Regions from separate parts of the Mus musculus genome. Here all the other regions are linked to region 1. The links are chromatin loops, found by intact Hi-C in ENCODE. Cell type or tissue: heart. All regions are shown on one strand.

The links. A loop is a pair of places that touch in the nucleus more often than their neighbours do. Peaks named below come from ENCODE experiments on the same cell type or tissue, not always from the same donor. Only the 100,000 strongest peaks of a DNase experiment are listed, where the experiment ranks them.
Region 2: a loop joins it to region 1, with 6 times the contacts of the local background. A loop is called at or near these places in 20 of 42 quality-filtered maps.
Region 3: it touches region 1 in a loop (7-fold over the local background); 8 of 42 quality-filtered maps call a loop at or near these places.
Region 4: a loop joins it to region 1, with 2.1 times the contacts of the local background. A loop is called at or near these places in 15 of 42 quality-filtered maps.
Region 5: a loop joins it to region 1, with 3 times the contacts of the local background. A loop is called at or near these places in 11 of 42 quality-filtered maps.
Region 6: a loop joins it to region 1, with 3 times the contacts of the local background. A loop is called at or near these places in 14 of 42 quality-filtered maps.
Region 7: it touches region 1 in a loop (4-fold over the local background); 8 of 42 quality-filtered maps call a loop at or near these places.

The regions. Positions count from the first base shown.
Region 1 is chr16:30,599,562-30,603,561 of GRCm38, reverse strand. Fam43a (family with sequence similarity 43, member A) reads right to left here and starts at 3,839. Exons shown (of 1, transcript NM_177632.3): 1 at 765-3,839. The coding sequence starts at 2,962. The coding sequence ends at 1,688. In heart, CTCF peaks have their summits at 2,007 (motif pointing left) and 3,781; DNase peaks (open chromatin) are centred at 1,461, 2,021, 2,891 and 3,821; H3K4me3 peaks cover 3,406 bases; H3K27ac peaks cover 3,485 bases.
Region 2 is chr16:30,868,303-30,872,302 of GRCm38, reverse strand. No RefSeq gene overlaps it. Among named protein-coding and RNA genes, the nearest start is that of Gm25375, 19 kb to the left of the region's middle. In heart, a CTCF peak has its summit at 2,067 (motif pointing left); a DNase peak (open chromatin) is centred at 2,032; H3K27ac peaks cover 690 bases.
Region 3 is chr16:30,690,761-30,694,760 of GRCm38, reverse strand. No RefSeq gene overlaps it. Among named protein-coding and RNA genes, the nearest start is that of Fam43a, 93 kb to the right of the region's middle. In heart, no CTCF peak of the experiment used is centred here; DNase peaks (open chromatin) are centred at 1,670, 2,050 and 2,540; H3K27ac peaks cover 358 bases.
Region 4 is chr16:30,667,633-30,671,632 of GRCm38, reverse strand. No RefSeq gene overlaps it. Among named protein-coding and RNA genes, the nearest start is that of Fam43a, 70 kb to the right of the region's middle. In heart, no CTCF peak of the experiment used is centred here; a DNase peak (open chromatin) is centred at 1,531.
Region 5 is chr16:30,939,362-30,943,361 of GRCm38, reverse strand. The region is part of intron 1 of Gm46565 (a long non-coding RNA gene); the gene reads left to right. Among named protein-coding and RNA genes, the nearest start is that of Gm46565, 11 kb to the left of the region's middle. In heart, CTCF peaks have their summits at 2,467 (motif pointing left) and 3,922 (motif pointing right); a DNase peak (open chromatin) is centred at 3,211.
Region 6 is chr16:30,651,884-30,655,883 of GRCm38, reverse strand. No RefSeq gene overlaps it. Among named protein-coding and RNA genes, the nearest start is that of Fam43a, 54 kb to the right of the region's middle. In heart, no CTCF peak of the experiment used is centred here; DNase peaks (open chromatin) are centred at 1,463 and 1,883.
Region 7 is chr16:30,788,640-30,792,639 of GRCm38, reverse strand. No RefSeq gene overlaps it. Among named protein-coding and RNA genes, the nearest start is that of Gm33502, 2.8 kb to the left of the region's middle. In heart, a CTCF peak has its summit at 1,876; DNase peaks (open chromatin) are centred at 1,869, 2,409 and 3,289; H3K4me3 peaks cover 1,269 bases; H3K27ac peaks cover 3,847 bases.

The DNA of each region.
Region 1 (4,000 bases):
GGAAACAGGCAGTTCAAGCTGTCTCCCCGAGCCCCACCTGCGCCATTACTCACTTCACCCCCCACCCCCGGGTGGCTGGGGCCTACAACTTTTCTCTTTGCTTTTCTTCCCAGAGAAAAACAAAGGCCTCACTCCACTGAGTCCCTCTTTAGGGTGCTAGTCCGGTCTCCAAAGCACCGTGGCAATTTGCAGAGGAAAAGGACTATAGATTATGTTTGTACTTGGTCACTAGGCCAACCCACAGGAGGTGGTTAAAAAAAAAAAAAGCTCAGCACACGGCAAGTCACTCAGTAAACAGCCATCCACGTGACTCGTGTAAACAGCGTGGGCAGTTGAATTTACACTGACCTCTCCAAAATTAGCTTGAAGGAAAAAAAAATCCATATGCCAGGCATAACGAATGTTGCACAGCTTTGACCCCCAACATTTGGGAAACAGAGGCAAGCAGATCTCTCAATTTGAAGCCAGCCTGGTCTGTATTAGGAAGTTCCTGGCCAGTTAGAGCCGCACAGTGCGTCTCTTGTCTCAAAAGCAACAAGCAAGCAAAACTGCACACACACACACAATGGGAATATGAAATATACAGAGGCTGGCCACAGATAAAACACCCCGAGTTGGTCTGATCCAAAAGCACGCTATGGGTGGCAAGGTCTCACCTCCGGCTCTCTTCCAGCCACAGCAGGACCACACTAAAACTGGAGGCACAACCCCGCCCCCACCTCCTCCCCGCCAATCATCTGGGGTAGCATTTCCAGAGGCTCTCGCCTGTTCTGACAGCTTTTCCTCTTTATTCTCACCCCGCTGCTGACATGCCAACAGAACTGAAACAAGGCTGCTCAAAAAAATAACAAAATGTTTTATACACATTTCCATATATACAACCGTACAACATTTTACAGGTATCTTTTGCACAGCAAAAGAGATATAAACATTCAGCTCCGAGAACACAGTTATGTACAAAAAACAAAAAGTCAAAAATACTTCACAACAGTGCAAAAATATTTTACATAGCATCATGGAGTAGGAGCTTTGGGGCCAGAGGAAGGTGTGTATTTCTAAAGGAAAATTCCTTTTTTGTTTTTTAGATATTAGGTTTCTTTAACTGTAAACAAAACACGACTTTCATACACTGCCCCCCCCCCCAAGAAGAGTTATTTGAGAAATTTGGCAAACTTTCAAGAGTTTGAGTCTGAGGTAAACAGCCCAAGCTCCCCTATCCGAAAGAACTGGGGGCAGGTAAAGTGGCATTGAAGCCTCCAACGTTTTGAAAGTGACTTTGTTAATGAGATATTGATGACAGAAAGAGGCCTTCCAGTCAGGGGGTCTGGAGAGGAAGTTAACCCCTCCTTCCCTAGCCCCAGCTGCCTCACAAACAGGAAACCGGCTGCTGGGCACCTCCAGCCCGCCCTTGGCCTTTTCCAACTTCAGCCAGCTCTCCCTCACCCACCTTTGTAGTGCTTCTCGCCCTCCCTGCCCCCCATCCCCCTGTTCACAACCTGAGCCACCTCTGAGCCAAAGCGCTGGGGCAACTAGCAAGAGGGAATAGCTTCCCCAGAAAACTCCAAAGTCGGGTCTGGGCTTCAAGTGCATCATTTTCCCTTTCCTGGAGGTTAGGGGGAATAGAACTACTGTTGGGGAGCCACTATGTGTATGTTGGGAGGGGCGCACAGAGAAGTCTTCTGGCAGCTTAGCCCGAGTAGGGCTCATCTAGGCTGGTGCTGTCAGCAGGGCCCGATGGGTTGCCAGGGCTGACAGGGGTGGCATCCAGGCCTCCGCCCTCGATGGAGCTCTCGCTGCCTGTGCTCTCGCCCGACAGCAGGCGTGTCACCCTTAAATCGGTCTCCAGGGTGCTCACGTCATTGCCAAAGCTAAGGTCGCCCAGGTCACTAATAAGCTGTGACAGTTGGGCCTTCATGTCTGAGGCACAGACTGACAGAGGAAGTGATGTCCCCGAGCTGGGGCCCAGCGAGACCCCGCCGTCCCCCAACGCCTCCTCGTGGCCATTTTCCAGCGGGTCCAGCAAGTCCTCACATTCCAACTGCATGGCCACCACCAGCGCCCTCTGCGCCTCAGCCTCTTCCTCTGCTGGATCCCCATCCCCCACACCGTCCTCTTCTTCCTCCTCCTCCAGGCAGTCCTCCAGATGCTCCTCTTCTTCCTCCTGCAGCTCCTCCTCTTGCTGTTCCCCAAGCAGGTCCTCGGTGATGGAGCCCAGCTTGGGAGCGCTGCGGCTGCGCTCCACTGGCGGCTTGTAGCAGCAAGGTCCGTGCAAGAGCAGCTTGCGCAGCGGCACTAGTGGGATGGTGTGTGCGCCCACCAACTCCTGCTGCTGGTGACGCGCATCATCCCGCCGCTTGAGACGTTTAAACTCTGCCAGAGCGTTGGCTGATGTCTGGTAAAGCAGCAGAGCCATGGCCTGAGCCTTCTCCGGCTTGGACACCAGCACCGCGTGGCAGCGTAGCATTACCGCCTTGTGCTTCAGCTCATGCCGGTATACCCAGGCGAAGACTTTGGGTAGCCGCGCGTCTGCCACACAGTAGGTGACGCGGTGCAGCAGGTAGAGGTGGCCGGGACGTCGCAGCGCTCGCTCCTCGGCATGCACCATGCGGATGCCTTGCGCACTCACGGTCAGCTTCATCTTAGTCCCTTGACGGCCGGCCTCACTCTTGCTCCAGATCTTGCCCACCGCTAGGTCAGTGCAACCGTCCCCGCGCGCCTGGATGGTGGTGGCATTCCCCAGGTAGAGCACAGTGTAAGTGGGGTCCTCGCTGGTGATGTGCAGCTTCTTGCGCTTGGAGCGGAACATGCTGCCCACCCGGCTGAGCGCGCCTTCCGGGCAGGCTCTCGCCAAGGAGCTGAGCGCGGAGTAGTGCAGGCTCACAGCGTAGCCCTTAGGCTTGGACGCCTGCCGCGGCGGCGCCTCGGCCAGCAGCTCGAACTTGTGCTTCTTCCACGGCAGCATCTCCGGAGGACGCCCGGGAGTGGCTGGGGCGGCGGTGGCCGAGCGCGGGGTGAGAGCCCCGCAGGGCCACCAACCCAGGCTACGCTTGGCCCGGGCAAGCTCGAAAAATAAAACTCAGGCTGGGAGGACCTCCGGGGCAGGGAGATGGAGGCAGGAGAGGCCAGATAGTGCTTGGGAACCCCGCAGGGACTGGGGTAGGATATTAGAAAAAAATATTCAGGAAAGAGAGAGAGAGAGAGAGAGAGAGAGAGAGAGAGAGAGAGAAGCCTAGATGAGGAGGACCAGGACAAAAGTCTCAAACAAGCAACAAAATAAGAGAGCGGAGCGGAAAATATTTTAGAAAAAGGCCAAATGAGTGCGTACAAATAAATAAAGGTGGGCGGCTCGGCCAAAGCAACCGGGATGGTGAGAGAAATAAGCTGGAACTCTTCTTCAGCGAACGTGACACACACACAAGTCTTGGGCCAGGGCCAGGAGCCGCGGAAACTACAGCAGTGCGCCCAGGGGCCGGTGCTCCCCACCCCCAGTGGGTGCAGAAGAGGGCGAGCCCCTTGGCTGGACTGGTCCCTGAATAAGCAGCTTGCCCCAAGTGTGGTCCGAGAGGTCTGGCTGGCCGCGGCGGGCCAAGCACAGCGGTCCCGCAGCTCACTGCATCCTCGCTCCGAGGGGACGCCGGAGACTCGCGCTCGGCCGTCTCGGCCAAGGTAGCGCGGGGTTCGGAGGGCAGGACGCGCACATCGTCCGCTCCGGGGACTGCCGCTACCTCATTGCTTCCCTCCGGGGGTGTCCGGCTCCGCTTCGGGGTTCTCGGCGATCTGCAGCGCGCCCTCTGTGGTCGTGCGCGCGGTAGCCGACTTGCTCGCTTCACATCATTGCCGTCCGGGAGGAAGATCTCGGGTTAATATAGGCCGGCACGAACCATTCACCGCGCGGACAGGGGAGGAGCACAGGAGAGGATCCCTTTAGGGCTGCGACGCCGGACGCAGTTCTGGTCTCTTAAAGGGACCAGGTTGCAGGCACTGGTCGAGAGAAGGGAAG
Region 2 (4,000 bases), 270 kb before region 1:
AAGAAACTCCAGGAGATTGTAAAACCTTCCCAAGAGCCACACATCTAGAACAGAGTGGGATGGGGTTTGATCTGGAACACTGAAGTCATAGTACGTGTGCTAGAGGTGTGGTCCCCTGACTGCCGCCGACCCCGCCCATTCTCCTGCCATCTCTGACTCCTGGTTTTCTCATTTGTAGGATGGGTTGGCAGTAAGCAGGCTAAAAGGGCCCTGGCTTTCTATAGTGTGTTACTTTTCATTCAGTTCATTTTTCATTGCTATAACGAAACACATGAATCAGGTCATGTCCGAAGAAAGCAAGGTTCTTTAATTCACCATTATGGAAATTAAAAGCTCAAAGAGAATGGCATAGGTTCCAGTGAGGGCCCTTGGCAGGGTGGTAGGAACACACAGGGAAGAAGGAAGCAGTCTCATTTCAGATGTCTAGGGCAGGGTGAGGATGAGGAGAGGAGGGTGGTGTCTGGGAGAAGTCGGGGGATGGGAAAATATGATAAAAATACACTATGTGAAACCCTCAAGGGGGGGAGTGGGTGGATAGGGGAGTGGGGGTGGGTGGGTAAGGGGGACTTTTGGTATAGCATTGGAAATGTAAATGAGCTAAATACCTAATAAAAAAAAAATGAAAAAAAAAAAAAAAAGCCTAGAATATTTGCCACCTGGCCCTTTATAGAAAGCTTTACAGTCCCTGTAATTAACAAGTAATAAAAGCGCTAGTTGAAGAAGAAAAAAAAAAAAAAAAAAAAAGAAACCCTCAAAGCATAAACAAGCAACAAACAAACAAACCCAGAAAGCTTAGACTCAGGGTTTTATATCAGTTTGATCTTGGATTTCCCCACCTCTTAAAGGTTCCACAACACCTTCTCAAGCTCTTAACAGCTGAGTGTGTGTGTGGGGTGGGGCTGGAGGGCAGGGAAGCAAACAACCTCCAAACCATCGTCTGTGGTTCTTGAGTTTCAAATGGAAAGACAGGAAAAGGGGACTCAACTGGACTCAACCACAGCATTTATGGTGACAAGGCTTGGCTGAGTCCATGACAGGCTTCAAATAGGCAATTAAGGATACTAGGCTTAAATCTCTGTTTCCAAGAACTGGACAATTCCGGGCAAGTCCAGGCCTTAGAAACTGCCTGCCACCTGGCCTGAAGCAAGGACAACGGGTCAGCAGCAGTTTCCAGACTTCCTCAGCAAGTGTCCAGCCCCCACACCCTGGTAATGGAATGTTTATAGAGATGGACCCAACAGATTAACATAGATGTCACCTACCTTGGATTTCCCTAATGTGCTTTAAATCAGGCCTGCAAGCTTACTTGGTTGTCTCTCTATTGGTAATGGGAGACCCCAGCATGCTGGACTTCTGCAGAATAAAGCACTCTGTGTGTTTGCATACTATTTGAGTCTGGGGTGTCATATTTCATGGACCCTTACAAATAGGTCCCAGGGGAAGGTGTCACAAAGCTGTTTGTAGTCATGCACTTGCCTCGGTGACCAGCATCATGTCCAGGCCACAGTAGGGCAAAGGTTGCTCTCACTGAGCATTAAGTAGCATTGTATCAAAGGTATGTGGGAGAGAGGCTTTGTCGGTGAGGGGGTATTGTTATCAAAGAGGGACAGCTCCTGAGACCTCACAACAGTGGCTGTCTACTCCCAATACTGGGTCAGTGCCCAGTTACCAGAACAGGACTTCATGTAAAGAGCTGTTAAGGAAAGTTAGCTAGGTAGCTTAAAAAGTCAGGAAGAGCCCAAAGACTGACAGGTAATTAGAAGCAGTTATGGATGAGGGAAGAGGAGGGAGTTTCTTCTAGCTCAGACACATGAGTAGAGGTCACCTGCCAGCTGTTGCTGTTGGCGGTTCAAGGATTGGAAGGGGGTTGTGGGACGGGGGAGATGCAACTGAAATTGCGGTGGCGGTCGGGAGGGGGAGTGGGAGATGCCACTGAAGCTGCGAGGAGAAAAATAATGCCTGGGATGGGAGCCCAAGAAACAGGAAGCCCTCAGGAAGGAGACAGCGAACAAACAGGAAGAAGCAGATCCCGGCTCCCACCTCCTGCCTGGCTGCCTCTCTCTAGCGCCCCCTGTTGCAGGGACTAACAGAGTCGGCTGTCAAAGCGGAAGTATGGACTCAGGATTCTCGAATTACCCATGAGGCAGTTGGACGTCTGTCCTGTTGGGAGCACAGAGTCGGTGACTAAACTGTCTTCATTCCTTCCTTCAGGTTTCTGGCATGTGTAGTCCCCAGAGGAAGTAGTTCATGGGACAGTCCTGAGGTTGAGGTCCGGGACATGCCGCAGTTACCTGTGTACCCCTCCCAGAGGCTGCTACTCTGCCCTGGCAGAGCAACTGGTGTTAATGGAGGAGGGAGTGGTGTGGCAGAAGCCTACACAGGTAAACTGAAACCTTCTCTGAACAGCCTGTGGGGTACCTGTCCCCTATTCCCTAGGGCTGTGATTCAGTGGACCTGCCTCGGAGCCAGGAAGCAGGTATTGAACCTTTAGCTTGGACAACCCAACACAGGTTCGGCCCCGACTCAGTGAATATGCTCAAACTCCTTTCCTGTCCTCATCTATTTTCTGAGTGAGTCACTAGCAAGAAGTACACTCTACCATATAAGGCACTGTGTGGCATTGGGCAGGTCATTAAACCTCAGAGTCTCTGTTTCCTCAGAATGCCTTCTTGGTCCTTTTATTCCTGTGTAAGAAAAAACAGGATGAGACTTTGGGCCTCTTTATCTTGCCTCCACCACCCCCACCCTTCTTGCAGGAGTGATATTTCAGCATTGTGCGTCATGACTTTTCTTTGAAGGCAGTCAATATCAGAAGGCAGAGTCTCTGGTTTAACTTGGAAAAAAACAAAATCCTGAAGACTCATGATGACTGGGACTTGCTGGACAGAGATGGTGGAGAGCCTCTGCTGTGGTCCCTGGGTGTGGAGACAGAGAACAAAGGAAGAATGAAGAGGAGGGGGCGGGGCCTCTTTGCAGCTACCTAAAGGAGGCCAGAGACTAGGTATGCCCCGAACCCTGGGCTCCTGATGAATTCCAGAGCAAGTGAGCTTATGAAGAGACTTTAAGAGTCTTTGATGAGGGCTGGTGAGATGGCTCAGTGGGTAAGAGCACCCGACTGCTCTTCTGAAGGTCTGAAGTTCAAATCCCAGCAACCACATGGTGGCTCACAACCACCCGTAATGAGATCTGATGCCCTCTTCTGGTGTATCTGAAGACAGCTATAGTGTACTTACATATGATAAATAAATAAATAAATCTTAAAAAAAAAAAAAGAGTCTTTGATGAGACTCAGTGGACTAAGGTCACACCTCCTAGCCTCTGGCTATTTCAGGGCAAGATAGCAGGCACCCAGAAGGGATAAGAGATGTGTACCTCATGAGAAAAAGGATTAGGGTGGCAAATGTTAAGTGTCAACTCTGAGTTCCTTTGCTGAGGTGTCTGCCTATCCACCGTATGGATTTATGTGCAAGATGTTGACTGCCTTCCTGGCTAAACTCAAGTTCTTGCAAGTTGACCCAAGTCTGGTGGTACTTAGAGAATAAGCCGGGCAGGTATCTGAGGATCACAGTCAATTTGAGTGAATGTTAGGAGGGCGTGTGTTCCCACAGCCTAGACCACTGTGGTGTCACTGGTCGGTGTTTTGGGGGCATTGGTGAGCTGTGAACAGATGGACCATTTCCCAGAGGTGAGCAGTGGGGATCCCAGCACAAGGCCTTCTGTGTCAGCTGGAGGAGGGGTCAGCAGAGTTGGCTATTGGGTCCTGAGGACTGGCAGATGTTCTTAGGCCCGCTTGGCATCCTCTCAGCCACGAGCACCTGCTTCCTCAGAACTCATTTCATTCTTCCCTGTTGAGTGCAGGTCTTGGGTGAAGAGTGATTTGGGACGTTTTCTTCCTTCCTTTCTTTCCACATTGTTTTGGAAATGAGCCACTATTGTGGACAGATTCCTGGTGGCTTTTAGGACAGGACCTGGAGGGCTGGGGTGGGTGCTTCTCGGGACA
Region 3 (4,000 bases), 91 kb before region 1:
AGCCCTCTTTATTAAAAAAAACAAAAAACAAAAAACAAAACTAAAAACTTTAATCAGCATTAGAGCTAAGCAGATATCTACCTTTTAAGCTATTAGAATCCACTTGCCCATCAATAACCCAAAGTTGTAATTTTCCATGTTCCATCTGGGCTGCACTTAACTCAGTGGGCCAGTCCTCCCCTCTCCCTCTCCCTCCCCCTCCCCTCCCCCTCCCCTCCCCCTCTCCCTCCCTCTCTCTACTTTGCTTTGTTTTGTTTCACCTTTGGAAGAAAACTTCTTCTTAAATTGACTGTGTTCTTGTTCTTCAAGACAAGACCTGAGGCTGGGGATGTAAACTGAGCTAATAGAGTTCTTCTCTAGTATGCAGAAAGCCCAGAATTTGACTCCAGACATCACTTAAGCTAGGTGTGGTAATGCATGCTTGGAATTCCAGCACTTGGAAGAGGGTAGAGAATCAGAAGTTCAAGGTCATCTTTGGCTACATAAAGAGTTTGAAGCCATCCAAGAAGTGGGGGTGGGGGAGATAAAAGCTGAGAAGAAACTTTCACCCAGTAACAGATGAATAGATGAATGAATGAGATAACAGTAATACTGAGCAGTATTTTAATGATGAGTTTGTTGGGATTCAGACCCAGGACAAATAGCCAAGGTGCATATTTTACACACCAAGTCTGACCTGGCCACCAGGCTCTCCCAGCATCCCTCAGTCCCTACCTGTTACAGAGCATACCCCACCCTCTTCCCTGAAGCTGCCCCTCCCCCAGAAGCTCTTCCCTATATAATCCAGACATTTTGGTCGCTCTCTCCCTATGTGCCTGTGGTTTCAGTTGTTTTCTCCATAGTTCAGGTCTAACCACTGAGCTTCTCTATCTAGCCCCTTGGAGTGCCCCAGGTCTAGCCTCTCACCCTTTCACACACACACACACACACACACACACACACACACACACACACACTTGTATCTTCTTTTGGAGAAAAGCAGCCTATGCTCTCTCCCTCCCTTGCACACCTTTCCCAGGTCTCCCCCTGCCTCAGCACCAACCATCCTTCTCCCTTCTGAGTTCTACTCATCTCCCAAGTCCCCCCCCCCACACACACACACGCACCTTGCCTTTGCCCTTGTAGAGGCAAGTGGGGGCTACAACAGAAGGGATAAAGCAGCTTGGGTGGTCAGGAGTCCTTGGTCCATGCCTCTTCATGGATTCCACCCCCATAACAGCAGGTAGTATATACTGTATCTCATTGCCATTCTGTAACAATAAGCATCATCTCTGTTCTCAGCTACAGACTCCAACTCCAGCTGATTAAAAACAGACACGCATTAGAAGGCAAGATTCATGCTGGCTGAAAGACCAGAGCACTCAAATCAATGTCTAATCTCTGGGCCTGTATTTTCCATTGTGGCTGCTATAGGATAGTTGGATTCCCTAGTCACTAGCTCTCCTCTCAAGACATGACCGACCGTGCAAACCTAAGGCTTGGATTCTATGTTCTATTTCCTGATAAAAATATAAGTGAGGTAGGTTGCAAGCAGCAGAGTTCCACAGCTCTTAAACAACACTAAAGTCTGTGGTTGTCCTCTAAGGAAAAGGGAGCCCTCTGTAAGAGTGCATGCAGTTTCTTCCCAGCACAGCCCTTCATTATCCAGGGAACTGGAGTCACTTGGGGTCAGCATCACACAAGGGCATTAAGTGCTCTTGGCAAATACAGGGCCCAAAAGGTCCCTGGGGTTTGGTGGAGGAAGGAAGGGTCACAGACAATTTGGCTTTGCATACTTCTGAATTGTTCTAATTTTTGCCACAAACATGTTTTGTTTTTATAATTAAAAAATAACCACTCATAAATCTTATGAATGCTTTCTCTTTTAATAAACTTCAGGGTCTCGAGGAGCTGTCGGGTCCTTGGAGACCATCCAGTCCTGCCCATTGCCTGACAGAGGAGGAAATCTGTCTCCCAGGAGGGTTGACTAGCCCAAGGTCACACATCAGACAGAGCCTTGGGACCCACTTCCCAGGCACGTTCATTTCTACAACTGTGGGACAATGAATCCGTCATTTCTACAACTGTGGGACAGTGAATCTGATTGGACTTGGGCTGTGCTGGCAAATGTAGCCTGTGATTCACTCCCCAAAGGGAAAAGCAATTAGGATTGTAAAAGCAAAAGTGAGCTGGGGCCGTTTTGAATGGGCTTGTTAAAGCTCCAGGATTAACTAAGAAAATGCAAAGAAAACCATGCACGGGCAAAGAAGTCCCTGGGGACAAGAACGGTCTACTGCCTACCTCACGCTCCTAGTCGTTTATGTACGCATTTGGGGAGAGAGACAGAGACAAAGACAGTGGGAGAGACAGAGAGAGGCGAAATGATTGAAAGAAATTAGATGATTTGAAAGGAAGGTGAGGAGGTGTGGGAGGAGGAATGCCCGGCAAACCTACAGCTTTCCTCTTCTCAAGCTCCTGGAAAGACTCCAAACTGCGAGAAGATGGGGGAGCAACGGAAGACACACCCACCGGAAGACACACGGGAAACCATGCCAAGGGACACGTGTTAAACCGTAAGCTGGAAGGCGCCCTCCCATCTAAGCTAGATAAAGGGTTGGATGTGGTTTGTGCCCCAAACGCTTGTGCTCCTGTGGCTTCGCATCCAGTATGACGATGTGATAGCAGAGTGAGAACTGGAGCCTAGGAGAGGTGGCGGTCATTTAAGTCACCGCCTTAGGGATTGGGGCCTTTCTTTTGTTGTTAATCGTTTGAAGCTCATAGATTGGGTCTTACCATATCGCTCAGGGCCTAGAACTGAAAACCCTGCTGTCCCCATATTCTGCGGGCCGGATCTCAGGTGTGTGCCACCGTGCCCAGCTTACAATTCTCCTGAGAATGGGTTGCTACAAGGACAAGCTCAACCCTTGAACGTCCACCATGAAAAAGCAACAAGGAGAAGGGGCCCTTACGCAACAGAGCCAAGCCCTTGAACCACCCAAACTGGAAGCTCAATTACCTTTTCTTTTTTATCGTTTTTTTCCTCTTTCCTTATTTCTCTCTCTCTCTCTCTCTCTCTCTCTCTCTCTCTCTCTCTCTCACTCTGTTTGTTTTGTTTTGTTTTGTTTTGTTTTGTTTTGTTTTGAGACAGGGAGGTTTCTCAGAGATCTACCTACCTCCGCCTCCCAAGTGCTGGGTTTAAGGTGTACACCACCACTGCCTGGCTGCTACTCCTTTTCTTTAAAAAAAAAAAAAAAATCAATATTTTCCTGGACTCGCTTCCAGTCTGGTTTTCCTTACCCACTCCCCGTCTCTGCAGTTACAATTAGCCCTTGGTGACACTTTAAGTGTGTAAACACTGTTCCAGACAGTAAAGACAAGCAGCTAATTGCTTTTGGTTCTCTCCCACGCCTTCCTGCAAAACAGAAGGAAAAAGGAGAACCAAAGTTAGCTGAGGACGCCCTCTCTAAGAGAATCCACCTGCTTTGATTTGTCCTGCACCAGGACTTTTGTGGTCCCAGGAGATAGGACATATGACAGGCTGAAGTATGGCCAAAATATGCTTGAAGCCCAAAATATGCTTGAAGCCCACGTCTCTCAGATCTCTCTGGGACTCCTGAGAAAACTGAAGATGGTCTGAATTATCTTGGGAGTAAATTTTCGAATCAGCCTCCCTACCTAGTCCCTGAAGGTCAAGGCATTGAGACCACTAGACCATGTGCTCTTTCACAGGAGACAGTGGCCTGCCTCCTCCAGTAAGATCCATATACTGAGGAGTCCCTAAAATAGGAAAGAACAGATTATATTCTGGGCAAACAAAAAAACAGGAAAGGCAAATGTCCCTATGACCTCAAAATGTCAGGTACTCCTCCCCCCCCCCACCCCCCCACCCCCACCCCACCCCCCCACCCCCCCACCCCTCCCCACACCAGTTTGTCTCCTTTTCAACCCCCAGCCCTGCTTGCTGTGTTCTCAAGTTGGGTTCATTCCCACATCATGCTGAGAGCTGACTCAGTGAGCAGCA
Region 4 (4,000 bases), 68 kb before region 1:
TTTAGAAAAATGCATGCAGCCCAGCGAGCCAATATCTTCCAGTTGGTCACACAAGAGTAAAAGGTACTTTTATTGAATTTCTGATTTAATACTGACAGCAAATATCAACAGATAATTAGCACATAAAATATCTTCAAGGCTCACCCGTTGAGAGATTTTTAAAAGAGTAAGCAAATGCTGAAAGCAGATAGTTTGGAAACTATGAAGGTGTAAAACTCTATGGTATGAGGACCAGACGCAGCAATGTGAACAAGACAGGCAGTTGTTGGAGACAGAAGAGGAGCCTTGTGCTACAGATTGGCAAGAGATGATTAGAGAAGAAGCCAAGACAGTGGTAGTGACAAAGGCAGGTGTCGGGGGTGGGGTGGGAGTGCCTTTATTATTGTGTTAGACAACTCTTCCTGGAGAAACATGAGCAAACAAATCTACGTAGCCTCTGCCCTGATTACAGATCAAAGAAATAATTCTATTCAAGTGCGGTTAAATGAAGCAGTGAGCTTATTGGGTTTTCTTACGTGAGCACAGGTATCCTGGTTAGTTTTAATCGTTAACTTAACACAGTCTAGATCCACCTTGTGTCCATTGAAGAATTACTTCAATTGAAGAATTACTTCAATCAGCTTGACCTGTGGCTATATCTGTGAGTTCTTTTGATCTTATTGGTGCCAGAGGACTTAGCCCTCTCTGGGCGGCACTATTCCTACGACAGTGGGCCCAGGTTGTATAAAAAAGGCAGCAGAGAGCAACTGAGAGAAGCAAGCCAGTAAGCAGCATTGCTCCATCGCTTCTGGTTAATTTCCCTAAGTGATGGAGGTGTACGCTGATAGAAACTGTTGGCTCCCCTAACTTGCTTCTGGTCTCCTCCATTGTTTATGGCAACAATAGAAAACAAACGAGAACAAAGGGAGCGTAAAGAAGTTGCATCACTGAAAAGCCTGCGTAGCCTGTGAAAACTGCATCCACAATCCACAAGCATCACGGACAAATCTGCAGACCCAAGAACTTCCCCTTCCTGGGAATTGTTTGCTGCGTCCATGAGCTTGGGAAGGGGCCTTGTCAATCTAGAACTTTCCGAGTCTTCCAAGTGTCATTAGCTCCATGAGATTTATGAGTCTTCTTACATGCTGCAGGAAGCATCTCAAGTTGAGGGAAATATCTATACACACATGAAAATTAGGGCCCTTGTGTTCTAGTTAGGTTTGGTTGCAGTGTTGTAGCCAGTAAAACCATTACCCTAGAGTGTTTATGAAGTTGTCAGTGCCACCACCAGCTATGGAGGGAGAGAGGGATGCTCTGACAAACATCAGGACTGAGTGGGAAAACAAGAGGAGGCTCCTGCTCCAGTTTTTCTAGGTGGAGACTTCGAGACTTAAGATCTAAGAGAGTGCTCGCTACGAGGAGGCAGAAGTGGGCTGGGATGACGTAGGATTCGCAAACCATTCCCCTGTGAATAACATGCAACCCTGTTATATTGTGCCAAGCTTATTCCCTTCTGTCATCAATGAGTCCCTCACTGCACGAGTTGTGAGCTTTTCCAGCTCTGACTTGGGAAGGAACAGGAAGCACTGTGTGTTTATGCAAGGAAAGCAGCAGCTCTTAGCAGGTTGCTATGGGGCTGGAGCAATGGTTACACATTCTCAAGAGAAACCTCTGGAACCAGAGAAACGCCTTCTCCGTCCAGTAACAACAGACTGCTCACAAAAGGCTGAAGTTTCTTTACAGACTTGAGAAATATTTTGGAAGAAAGAGTAAATGCGGTGTATTGAGCATGGCTGGCGAGTATAGGACTTTATTAACCTTGGGTATCTGCTTAGAACTCAGTGTACCTGCTAGACATCCCCACTGGACCTGTCTGAAGCTTGGGAGATCTGGAATGAAGGTCTTGACATGAGAGAACGGCCAGCCAGCCTAAGAGGTCAGTAGTTCTCCAGGGCAGGGTCACATGCAGAAGATTATAAGAGGGAACAGGCTTGGCCCAGACCAATGGAGGGAGACCTCCCAGCAGTGGTTCTGGTACATACCACGTGGGTTCTGTGGAGGAAGAGATGATGTGGAGACCTGCCTGGAGAAAGGATAAAGATGAACCCAAAGTGCAATCACAGACCCAAAAAGATGCCTCTGCCTGACACGAGGAGTCTGCATTGCTGCCTGTAAAGAATGAGTTTAATTAAGTTCTAACGGGTTTTCAGCTGCCTGGCACACCCAGCACAAGGCATGCATTTGTCACTTGGCTTCAGGTAGGGTAAGAATGCTCATATGTGCTAATATGTGGAACCTTCAATGTAGTCACTTAAGTTTCCCATACATCAGGTGTGAATAGAAGGCCCAGAAGCTACACATGGCCTGACCATAAACCAGTGAGAGGGACAGATAGACAGAGAGCCAAAAGTCGTGACCATATCCCTGCCTGGATACAGTCCTATGGGACCGTAATGTCCCAGGTTTATGGAGGAAGGACAGAGGGAGCTTCAACCACAGATACTTCAAACATCAGGACAACAGGAGTTGGCAAGCTGCTTCCTCCCAACCTGATGCCATAAAGCTGGCTCCTCCACCATCAACCTTAGTAAGAAATCATTACCCTGACAGTGACCAGGCCTCACTCCTTGTTTGACCTTCTAAGGTCCCCCCATCCCCACCCAACAGCCCCCGGGTATGCAGATGAAGCATCGTACAACACCCCTGTCCTGGCCAATGGCACACAACCTTACAAACCTTGCCCTGAGACCCTGGCCACTTCCCCAGGAGCATAAATATCCCCCATCCCACTAAACTGAACCAGTTCTCTGAAGCTGTTCTTTGGTGTGTTTGTTGCCTGAGCACTCATCAATGACAGACACCCTGCCCTCGTCTCACCCATGCCGTGCCAAGCTTCCTTCCCTCCTGTCCAGCTCAGTGAGCAATGGCCTGGCCACCCTGCAGGGGAAGTGAACACAAGGTGGCACAATCCTATAAAGTAGTTACTTTCTCCTAGAAGCAAGTCCTTCCCCTGTGGCCCTCAACCGAGTGACACTCACATTTCTGAAACAAGTTTGGGAGACAGAGAGCGGTCCAGGGAGAACACACACTATTGTTTCCACCAAAGGAGGGAGAAGTAGGGTAAAACTTTTTTTATTTATTAACAATCCTTTTGGGACTATATACAAATATCTAGACTAGGATTTCAAACATTGTTTTTTAAATGTCATTATGTCGTTACCTTTGTGGAACAACGTAATGAGCAGCACAGCCTGCTTGAGCACACGAGTTAATAACTTGTTTGCCCCCACACTAGTGAATCAGTGACGTGAAATCGTACAGGCGTTGAGCTAGCCTGGCCTAACACACAGTGAGCACTCAGCAAGCATTCCCTTGCACTGAATGCAGCCAGTGTCACTGTTGTGGGGGCTGCCTTAGTCAGGGTTGTACTGCTGTGAGCAGATAACACTGTGACCAAGGCAACTCTTACAAGAACAACATTTACTTGGGGCTGGCTTACAGATTCAGTGGTTCAGTCCGTTATCATCAAGGTGGGAACATGGCAGCATTTAGGCAGGCATGGTACAGCGGGAGCTGAGAGTTCTACAGCTTCATCTGAAGACTGCTAGCAGAATACTGGCTTCCAGGCAGCTAGGATGAGGGTCTTATATAGCCCACACCCACAATGACACACCTACTCCAACAAGGCCACACCTCCAAATAGTGCCACTCCCTGGGCCAAGCATAGTCAAAGCATGGCAAGGGCCTAGTTTTTACACAAAGCAAACCTAAAGCGCTAAAGCCTTGCCACTGTTCAGTTTGGGGGAGATAGTTTGAAGGACTGACATTCAAGAGGCAATGGACATTATGGCTTCAAGTCATCTATGGTAGGAAGCGCTTTGGCATCTCACACTGAACACTAAGAAAATACAGACTGCTCCTGGCAAAAACTGTCTGCAACAGAGACAAAGAGGATGCTATTGGGCCTGGGACCAAGAAGGATGCTGCTGTTCAAAGGGCAGCTTCTGTTTAGCCCGTTTCT
Region 5 (4,000 bases), 340 kb before region 1:
GTGTTGAGGGAGGGGAAGAAACCAAGCATCTTGTTTTGGTTTGGTCTGTCTGTCTCTTTGACACGGGTTCCCACTATGTAGCTCAGACTGGCTCCAAAGTTGGCATCCTTCTGTCCCAGTGGCTCACATTCTGGGATTACAGGCACAGGTAGCTATGCCTAGTGAGTGTCCTATGACTGTCAAGGGAATTAAAGGTGTTTGTTGAACAAGTACAAACAGCTCCCCAACAAGTTGGGGCTCTGAGGAGCTGTTGAGAAGATGTGTCAATTCTGGGAGTCAATTGTATGGTTTGGTTCAGGAAGTAACTGATGGCATACTGCTTCCTCTTCACCCTTTAGAAGTCACCCCCAAACAGAGGAGAACAAAGCCCCAAGGTAAACCTCAAGTCCAGTGAAATGAAAGACGTCTGTAGCTTCAGATCATGCTACTCAGAGATGGGGAGTGGGTCAGACGGAGAGCCGTCATTGTTTACCTGAGAATACGCCTCCATCCGTATGCTCAAGAGACAGAGCTGTAGACAGCAAGAAGCTAGGTTACCGGGAGGAAGCCCTGGAAGGCAAAGGAGTGGGAGGCGCTGGACGAGAAGAGAGGAAGGGTGACCAAGGACATGGCAGCTGGCAATGGATAAAGTGTAACAATGTGTACCGAAAGTCAGCCCCACCCAGGCTCCCACCAGTGAGTGTGCTCTCCCTGTCATGCTGGGGACTGGGACTTTCTTCTCTGAAGAAGATGAGCCTGGAAGGTTGGAGAGCCGGGTAGGATGGGGAAGCCAGACTAAGCAAGGAGCTAGCACAGTATGAACGCTGAAGACCAGGGCTGTCCCGCCCATGCTGCCCGACTTGAGGACTGCTGCCAGGCTCTTATCCTGACAGGTATTTTGAAGCACCCTTGTACTTTCTGTAGATACTGAACTGCCCAGGAAAACCTGTAGTGATTGCCATTTGAAGGTCTAAGTGAAAATACCAGTGGACCCCACCGAGCATCCTACAAAGAGGTCCACAAGTCTCCTGCCATCTGTGCAGCCAGGTTTCCTGTTAGCATTTGGCCATAGCGGGATAGCCATGGTTCATCAGATGCCCAAGGAAAGCCTTCCACACAGAAGACAGGGATCCAAACAGTCAGAGGAGAACTCACTCAAGTGAAATGCACGACGGAAAAGAAAATGTCAAATGAACCGCTTCCTCAAGAAGATTAGAAGGCGATCTAATTATAAAGAATAGGCATACCCATGAAAGGTTCCCAGGAATTAGAAACAAAAGCTAAGCTGGGAAATCCCATGGGCAGAAGGCAAGCATGATCGGGTGATATATTTAAGGAAACCCTCCTGGCTCCCAAAAGGCACTCACAGGTAGAAAACCAGGCAAAAAGAGATGTCCCAAATTCTGCCCAATGGGAATTGTAGAGAAAGAAACACGAGAAAGTTGGAAAGTGATTACCAAAGAAATAATAACAAGAAGGTTCCAAGACTGGAGGCCATACGTGTCTTGTCCAGTGAACGATGACATGCGTGAAATCAATGTGAAATACAAGACTATCAGAGAGAGGATATTGAATATCTATTAGAGCATGGAATGTGAACAGAGACTAGAGACATCTTCAGAGACAAAAATGCCAGGATATTGGCTTCCCATTAGCTAGCTATCTCAGGGAAACTTCTGGAGGAAAACTGCTCCCATGAGGAAGGAAACCAAAGAATGTATGAGGGCCAGGAGGTGGGAGACCATCTCGGACTAAAGGGGGCGCCCAGGAGGCAGGAGACCACCGAGGACTGAAGGGGGTGCCCAGGCAGTCAAAAGGAACTGAAGGCTGGAGAGGGAGGGGGAGGAGGCTGGGCATGGCAGTCCTGGAGGAGAACAGAACTGGCAAAGTTTAGTGATGAGTTCAACCCTGCAAAACCTTCGGTGACAGACTTTAAGGATATGGGTTGACCTAGCCAGATGGTAAGAGAAAGCTAAGCAAACCAAAATCATTAACTCTAGTGAAATAAAAATAAAAGATGTTCGCTATGAGTGAAAGATATTAACATAATCATATCAATAAAATGCTATTATAGATTTTTTTAGTTAATTTTTAAAAAATTAATGGCTTAGTGGATAAAGGCCTTTGACACCAAGGTCGATGACCTGTGTGCTATCCCCAGGACCTACATGGTGGATGTAGAGAACCAACATTGGCAAGTTGTCCTCTGTTCTCTGCATGTATACAATGGCACATACACACATCTACACACATTCACACATGCACAACACACATACATGTACATACACATGTGCACATACACAAACACAAATAAATGAATAATTAAAATATCTTATTTTCTATAGTAGTTAATTAATAGATAATATAAATTCCTTATTAAGGGGCTAGAGAAAAGGCTCAGAGGCTAAGTATGTACCACTCTTGAAGAGGACCTGAATTCTGTTCCAACACTCACATCCAGCGGATCACAACTGCCTGGAACCCCAGCTCCAGGGGAACTGATACCCTCTACTGGCTAATCTGAGTATTGCAACTATTCCTTCTCTTCCCCCTCTTTCCACCTCCCCCTCCCTTCCCCCCTCTCTCCCACTCTTCCTCCTGCCTCGCTCTTTGACTTAAATAAAACTATTTACACTAAATATTTAGATAAAAGAAGTCACTGGTATTTAAAGTTTCAGGACTGATTAACGTTCCTAACCAGAGAGTGTAAATAATAATATAATAATAATAATAATAATAATAATAATAATAATAATAATAATAATAATAATAATGAGAAGAAGGAGGAGGAGGAGGAGGAGGAGGAGGAGGAGAAGGAGAAGGAGAAGGAGAAGGAGAAGGAGAAGGAGAAGGAGAAGGAGAAGGAGAAGGAGAAGGAGAAGGAGAAGAAGAAGAAGAAGAAGAAGAAGAAGAAGAAGAAGAAGAAGAAGAAGAAGAAGAAGAAGAAGCAGCAGCAGCAACAGCAGTCCCCAGGGCCCTGGGCCTCCCAACACATAGATCTGCTGATCTGAGGATGAGACCCTTGTAGAGGATGTGAGAGGAACGTACCCAGGCTAAGACTTTCTAAGGAGGCAGCAAACATCTGCTAACACGAACTGCTGAATTAGGAGCCTTGGGTCAGTGGCCTTGGCTCTTAACATCTGACAGCTGGAATGTGCTGGTTAACCCATCCTCAGAGGAGTTTACAATGTAGGATTTCTGCCCATGCCCGGCCAATGTGTGACTTACAAAAACATCTGCTTTGGAAATCCCCAGTTTAAACAACAAAACAAAACAAAAGCCCTCCCCCGGCATCTGCAGTATTCTTGGTCCTGCTGATTCAATGCACAGGAACTGCAAGTCTTTGTTTCCAGGATAGATGCTATTTCCTCTGACCTCTGTGCTGACCTTTAGTTAACAGAAACAAAAGAGGGGTTCAGTAGAGCCCAGAGGACTGTGGTTTAAGCAGGAGGGAGGGCTGGGCTAATACTGTGGACTCTGCAAAAGTACTAAAATTGAAATTATTTGGGGACCATGAATGCAATAGGATTTTAATCTGTACCCTTTAGACATAGCTTGCCAGCCTGACCTTTCTGCGCAGAGTGGATTTACTGTGGGTGACTGTCACTGTATTACTGTGGCCTTTCAACTCCTGCCCCCAGTGGAGAAGAGCCTTCCCGTGTGTGGCCCCGGGTGTTCTCTTGTCAGGGACAAATGTGTCTTTCCCAGGGATTTTGTCGTCTCTTTATTAAATACGACATCATTAAAAATTAAATTGCACAAATCTTCAATTAAGTCTCTTCACATCTTTTCCATATGTTGTGCTGGGGCTTGCATCCTAGGCAACTGTTCTGCACGGAGCCGCTTCCTCAGACCTTGCCCTCAGTTCAACTTTGAAGCAAAGGTAATATTGGAAACTTACCCATGTGTAGATATTTACTGTAGCTTGTGCTTACTGCTTGAGGTTAGATTTATGTCCACGTGGTGGCGGTACAGTTGGGGCCAGATGTTTCCAGGTTCTTGGTGTCTTGTTGAAAGAACT
Region 6 (4,000 bases), 52 kb before region 1:
GGCGGCCTATAAGCAGCCTAGCGAGTTCCCAAGGATGTGCAGTCACAACCACTCAACTCTAGCTGTCAGCCAAACTCTCAGACTGCACCTCAACCTCCACTCTTTCAACCCAGCAAGGCCACCACCGGACCTAAAGAACCACTCAGGGAAGCAAAGAAGCAAACTGCAGTGCCTGAGTTCCTCTGGGTACAGTAGGGATGTAGCAATTAAGATCCATTGTCTAGGTGCACAGTTGGTAGTATGGAACAATTTTAAAACTTCACTGCCGAATAACAAAAGCAGAATAAACGAGATGCATAAAACCTCACATCATTTGCATACATTACAGCACCATGCGTCCTAAACAAGCACACACCATACCCTTTGTACAAGAACACAAGCGAACAAAGTGACCACTCAGATGCGTACTGGAGTTCCTTACCTATATGAGGGGAGATGAGAATAGTATTTGAGTAAAATATGACTGGGGATTTTGTAGGGACCAAAGATCGTAACAAATTGTGATCAGGGTGTGTTTAACTCGGTCCTTCCTTCCGGAAGTTAGAGAAGGAAAGGGAAGCATCTTAGGGTTTCCATTGCTCTGATAAAACACCACGAGCAAAAGCACCTTGAGGGGAGACTTTATTTGGCTTTCACATCCTCATCACAGTCCAGCACGGAAGTGGCTGGAACTCAAGACAAAAACCTGGAGGCAGGAGCTGAAGCAGAGGACAGGGCCGTGACTTGTTCACACAGCTTGTCTGGCCCACTTTCTAACAGAACCCAGGACCACCTGTCAAGGGTGACACCACCACCCAGGGTGACCCGGGCCCACCCACATCAATTATTAGTCAAGAAAATGTACTCCAGGCTTGCCCACAGTCCAATCTAATGGGGGTGCTTTCTCAATGAACATTTGCTCTCTCTGAATGACCCTAGCCTGTATCAAGTGGTCAATAAACACTAGCCAGCACGGGAAGGGAAGAGAGGAGAAGGAAGTGGAGACGAAGGTAGGAGAAGATATCAAAAGGGAGGAGACTTCTGATCAGACCTTGGCTCATTTTTCATCTTCAGCTTCCACTTCCAGCCTTCTGGGGTCTGCTCCAGAGTAGACACTTCCACTACTCTACCTCCCACTGTTGCCCCGGGTGCTTTCTCGTCCCCACCCTGCAAAGCCAGGGGATGTACCTGACAGAGTGTTATTATTTACAAGTCCAGACAGAGCCAAGTGTGGACAGCCCTTTCCAGGCCTGTGGCACCTCAGGCCATCAGCCCTTGCAAGTCACACCTTCTGAGGATGTTCTTCGAGGAACTTACCCAAAAGAAACAGTTTTTCATCATAGAAGTGCAAGTCTTTCCCAGGAAAACCCATCCAAGAGGACCAGAAGTTCGACAAAAGGCCAAATGGGACACTTCCAAGAGAACCCTTCCCCAGGGAAGCCTAGGTCTCCTCCCACGCCCAGCGGCCCTCGGGGTGTTCTCTCCTCCCTTCCTGCAAGCTCCAAGCTTTCGGAGCCACTTCCAGCCACTTTATCCTCCGGGCCTCCTTTAGCCTGTTATTCTCAGCAACCGGTCCCCAGTTCCCTCATGACATCAGACACTTCATCAGAACGAGCCTGGAGTCCTACAAACATCTTGGGGTGGGAACCCTTAGAAAGCAGAGAAAGCCCTGGCCTGGGTCCTGCTGTGCAGGTGTTTGTGCACATGGATTGCGCTCCTGGTACATGCTAGGGGCAGATGTGGATCCTGGAGTAAGATGGGCAGGAAAAGCAGGTGAACCGTCCCTCCTAGGGTTGACTTCCCTTAGGCGCCACCCCCATCTTCTCTCCAGAGACAAGACTGAATTTGGTAAGTCCCATTTCCATTCTCCAGGGGCCTGTGCGACTGACTGGAGCCCAGCTGCCTGGCTAGGCCCTGCCAATGCTGGCTCAGGAGGCCTGGTGTCTCCCTTCCCAGGACCTGGCTGGCTACCAAAATGGCATCCGCTCAGGAGCTGGAGCCCAGAGGATTCTAATTGCTTAGTGGCTTTGTGGCACTCTTAGCCTATCAACTAAGGTGTTTGTTTGTTGTTTGATTTTTGTCTTAAAATTTTCCTGGACTTATTGGTTTCCTGCTCTGTACTTGGGGGTGGGAGGGGGCACTAGAATTTTTCCCTAAAGAAGGAAAAGCTTGGGGAAGCAGATCTGGATATTTCTCTTGTGCCAGGGCCTGAGTGGGAGGGATGGGTGATCTATTCAGGAATCTCAACTCCACACCCCACCCTCTCTCCCCAGACACTTTCCTAAGTGTCACTGGTCCTTTCTGACAGGGATCTGAGGGGCTTTCCCCAGGTAGGTGTCCCTATCTTGCTAGTGTCCGAGTGTTGCTTGAACACGTGAAATCATGAATACCAAACTGTTTCTTAAGCACTGGGGGGAAAGGAAGATCCTATTGAGGCTCTGTGTATATTCTACTTTACTGAGGATCTATGACTACGCAGTATCTGCTTTCTATGTCAGCTTGAGACAAATGAGTCAGTTGGGAAGAGAGAATATCAATTGATTAAATGTCCCTACTAGATTGTCCTGTGTTGCATTTTGTTGATTGATGATTGATGGGGGAGGGCCCAGATCACCGTGGGCAGTGCCATCCTTGGGTAGGTGTCCTTGGTGCCAAAGGAAAGGAAGCTGAACAGACCCTGAGAACAAGCCCGTAAGCAGCACCCTCCATGGCCTCTGCATCCATTCCTGTCTCCAGGTTCCTGCCCCAGGTTCTTGCCTTGACTTCCTTGGAGGATGAAAGTGTTTGTGAAAGAAACCCCTTCCTGTCCAAGTTGCTTTTTGATCATGATGTTTATCACAGCCATGGAAACTCTAAGACATATTCTTTTTTTTCCCCCCTTTGTTTTTCCAAGACAGTGCTGCTCTATATGTAAAAGTAATTTTTGCTCACCAGACGTGATTGTCATGTTGGAGACTTCCTGCTGAATGAGTTCCTCCTTTCTAATGCTATCTGAGCGCCAACAGGTTGCTACAACTCAACTGTTTTGGCCCAAACTCCTCTCCAAGCTGAATGATTCAACCCAGCTTCTCTCAGCTTCTGACTGAATGGCTCTGCTCGCCCTAACACTATCTGTGGCGATGTGTGCTAAACTTCTGGCTCCTTCTCATTCTCTGGCTTCTTCTGTCTTCACCTGCAACCTGTCTCTGTAAAATTGACCCTGTAAAACCTCTCTCTCCCTCTCTCTCTCTCTCTCTCTCTCTCTCTCTCTCTCTCTCTCTGTGTGTGTGTGTGTGTGTGTGTGTGTGTGTGTGTGTGTTCCTCTGCCCTGCTTTCTTAAGTAGCTGCTCTTTCCTTTTTCTTCTCCTGGGAGTTGAGTGTATCCTATCTCTAATTCCTTCTGCCAAATATTTCTCTGATTCTTCATTTTGTTAAATATCACTTTCAAGCAAAGGTGTTTTCTTCTACAATCTAACCTTACCTACATTGTTTGGGATTAAAGGTGCTTAGCATGTCTTCATTCCAGACAGATCACACAGATCTAGAAGGTCTTTGGATGTAATCCTTTGCCAGAGCAGCCATGTTGCTGGATTAAAATTCCTCTACATCTGTGTAGCCCCAACTGGCCTAAAACTTGATTTATAGACCAAGCAGGAGCTGAACTCACAGAGATATGCCTGTGTCTTCCTTCCAAGTGCTGGGATTAAAGACAAACACCACTCTTGGCTCCAACATATTAAAAAAGAAAAGAAAGAAGAATCCTGGGGCCGGCAAGATGGCTTACTGGGTTGAAAGGCTTGCTGCTCAAGCCTGACAACCTGAGTTTGATCCCTGGAACCCACAGGAAGATGAAAAGAGAGACCCAACTGTACAATGTTGTCCTATTTTCCAAGTACATGCTTCAGCACTTGTGCCCTGTGTATATTATGCCGCCCCCTCCATATACAGTAATAACAAGTAAGTTTAAAAGAAAACTGGAAAGCCCTGGAAAAAGTGAACAGAGGGAGATGTCTGCTTCACATTCAAAACTGAACAAGAAGGG
Region 7 (4,000 bases), 190 kb before region 1:
ATTCCCACTCCCGAGAGATACCCCAGACCCCAATGGCTCCCACCCCTGATATGAAGCAACATCTACCCAATAGGAGTGCAGTGGCAGCAGGGAGGGCCTGAAGAGCATCCCAGAGGAGTCTGCCCATAGCTGTGCTCCCCAGAAATGAGATCTAGTTCCACCACCTGCCTTGGCGTATTAATTATATTTCTTGTTGTGACAGAAGAAACTAAAGTATGGCCTTATTTTGGCTCATGGTTTGAGGAGAGAATCTATCAAGTCAGGGAGTAGTGGTGGCAGGAGTGGGAGGTGGCTGGTCATATTGTGTCTAGTCAGGCAGCAGGGGGACATGGCTGGATGCTGGTACTCAGTTGAATTTCCTGTGATTCTTCTGTGGATTCAGTGTAACTACCCTAGCCCATGTATGGAGTCACTTACACCCAGAGCAGATCTTCCCCAGCTAAACCTCTCTAGACATCCTCAGATGTGTGTCTCCCAGAGGTGTGTCTTCTAGGTAACTCCAAACCAACCCAGTTGAGTTGACAATGAAGATTAACCATCACAGCTGGGCACTAACGTGGAGCATCCTAAGGAGAATGCACATGAAAAAGACACCGTCCCACCCAGAGGGACTCAGGGGGACCCAGAGGGACCCAGAGGGCAGCAAAGGAGGAGTTAAGTCAAAACAAATCATCTTGATACAAGGTTAGATGGCCAGGGAACACAGAGAGGGAAAAGCTGATTTGTTTTGGTGGGTGGAAGTCTTGCAGGCGTCCCGGAAGAGGTCATATTCCCTATCAACAAGATTCCTGACATGTATATAAAATAGCCTCCCCGCAGCACCAGCACATATCTGAAACCCTTCAAACTTTGGCTATCATGACAAAGCTCCCAGCAGCCCCAGCAATCCAGTTGCAATTGACTTCCCAGATGAAACGTTTGTGCTATCCATAACCCAGAAGGGAGCCTCACACTGTAATAGAAACATTTCAGCAAGGGCATGCCAGGTAAATACTCTTTACCCCACCGTGCAAGGGGGCTTGTATGCTTAGAGATGTAGCTAGACACTAGGGATTGTGGTGAGCATAGAATGGAATAGCTACCTCAAAGGTCTATCAGGAGCAGGGTAAGGGGAGTTTGGCATCTCAGGGCACTCTCACTTCTATTTGAAAGCTGGGACGCCTGTTCTTGCTGGAGGCAGGCTTCCTCCCAAGGGCCTGCCTGAGCACAATAGCTTGCTCCTGACACTTGGTAGACACTGTGCTAATAGGGAATACCAATCACGCTCTTGGTTAATATTTAGCCACCTGAATTTTGAACAGATAACATTTCAGAGCCTGCTTTATGCTTGCCTACACTGAATGAGGACAAAGAAACACTTCTCATTCATTGCTTCTTCCTTAACAAGGGCGAGCACTTTCCAAAATGCAAACATTCACAGAGTCCTATCTGAGCCTAGCCCTGATAACACCCCAAAGGTGGCTGGAGAAGAAAGCCTTGCTTGGGTTGCTTGTTTGCTGAGCAATACGCTAAGAGAACCTTCTCTGGGGACTGGTTGCGGGGGCCGGGCCGGGGGGCTCTTTGGCATGTGAGAGTGCCATGGGAATGACTCTATAGAGTCAGAAATGGTACCCAGAGATGCCTAGTGCTGAAGGCTCTGGAGACAGAATAGTTGATGGTTAATTAATGCTCCCCAGCAAGTCGGACAGACAGCTCCAGCTGCCCCCACCCCCCACCATGCTGGTCTATTAACAGCATTGGGCTCCTCTTGCAAGCTGGGGCACAGTGAGGAGCTGTCAAGAAGTGTTTTTGAGAAATTAAAGGGACATCTCTAAGTGGGTACACACCCAGGAGCAGGCCAGCCTGCCTGGCTCCTCCTCAGCCTGCCTTGCTCCTCCTCTGGCTCTGAGGGAGTAATGCCTAACAGTATGCCTGTGTTTCTGCAGGAACTTGATTAAAGCTGGCTGCCAGACAGAGCTAGCCTGCGTGTGTGGCCACTTCAAGCCAGGCAGAAGCAGCTCCCAGGCCCTCGTGGGTCCACTGCACTGTGGAATCGGACCCTTAGACCCTCTGAATCCTAGAAGAAAAGAGGTGATACCACTGGGGAGCTAAAGCCTGAGCTTTTACCTCCTCTTCCTCCAAGGGGCTCTACCGGACTCCCCCAGTCTCTCCTGCCTGCCTGCCTGCCTGCCTGCCTGCCCTCCTGAGTGCTATCCCAGGTTTTGAGCCAACTGCCCTTACCATCTCTTCATGTTTTCGCCTTTCCCAGGCCTCTGTTATTACATCTAGCCAGCCATAGCTGTGTGTAAAGTGACATTGTTTTCATCAGACACTGTTGTCCACTGCAGGGGCCCAACACGCCACCCCTCCTCTTCCCCCCTCTCCACTTCTCTCCTACTAGGAGGGTTCACTGGAAGCCACAGGAAGGGGTGTGGTTGCTGTGGTTGCCCAGCTGAGAGCTGGATTGGGGGAAATCAGGAAGTCCAGGCTCCCTTCCAAAGCAAATTGGAAAGATCCGCAGCAGCCAGGGCACTGGATAAACAATTGTCCCCAAATGCAGGGGACAGCCAAGGAGGTTTCAGTTCTATGAAAAGTTAAAACTTTGGTTCTGAAGTACAATCCTACCGATGAGGACAGAGCCTTTTTTTGTTAGTTCTTATCAGGTGTGGGAAGAACCAAAGATGGAGATCGAGCAGTATAAAAAGCAAAGCATCCCTCTGTCTCCATGACCTGCAGTCCCACTCATCAGAGGTAAAGTGTGAGCAGTGTCCGGGGTCAGTGAGGGCTCAAACAGTGAAGCTGCACAGGTTTGGGATGGTGTGTGTGCACTCAAGCACTCACCTGTTGCACACATGTACACGTGTGAGGGTAAGCCTGCGCCATAGTCTAAGAGCGTAGGCTCATCTATTAACTACCTGGGCCCCCTTCCTTCCAAATGCTAAGTCCAACAGTTTATTCAGTTTTTGTTTCCAAAACTGTACCATTTGTACATTATGAATAATAATGGAAACTGCCTATCTCTCTGTGCAGATGTTTTCCAGTTCATGAAACATCCGTAAACTCACAAAGGGCTCGTGTTCTGCGTACACATGCCTCTCAGCCCACCTCCTTCCAGAAGTAAAGATGTCTGCCGTAAACCTCCAGCATATGAACCACTGCGAGGTTTGTGATGCACGCTGCAGCCCTCGGGGAAGTATTATCCCCAAAAGACATAAACGGTGTCCAGACTTGTCTCAGGGTATAGAAGCGGTAAGCAGCAGGGCTGGGTGGAAATGGCAGCTGCCATGCTTCCTGGGAACCAGGAGATCGGATCAGCAGGGAGCGCTGGGCTCATGTAGCTGGGCAGAGGAGGCTCCCAGAGACCCTCACACCTTCCCTTCCTCCTTATGATTGTGAGTGGGCCACAAGGACTGGTTTCAGGAACCATAAGCGTAGAGAAGAGGCTCTTCCCCTCTCCTCCCCTTTGAGATATCATGGCCTCAGTCCATCTGTTTCACAATTGTACTTAAATGCTGTGTCATCACTTTTCCTGGAGACGAAGATGATGCCACCATACACAGTGTAGAACAATACAGATAAACAGGAAATAAAACCCAACAGCTGGTAGAAATGTTCTTAGAGTTTCCCCGAGGAAAGTTAGCACTAATGAAACCTTGACTACTCTCAGGCACTAGCTTTAAGCAACAGCTTTAGACCACCAGGTATAGGACACTCACCCAAATTCAAGGGCTGTTGGTTTCAGTGATATTTAACCTGCATGTGACTTGTGTCAATAGACAACAGTGGGACTTGATAGTTTTAAAGGCTACTGCTTAATTTAAAAAATCAAGTTGAAACACTCTATCCTTTGGGTAGAATCCAATGATGTTCTCAGAAACATCGGCTTGGCCCCTGAGTCTGAAAATGGCTCCGCCTCTCTTCTCTTTAATGTTATTATCAGTGGATTCTGCTATGAAGAAGATAAGCTTGCTCTAGAATTTCAGCAACTGCCACCGTGCGTCACAGAAGCCGCAGGGCGCAG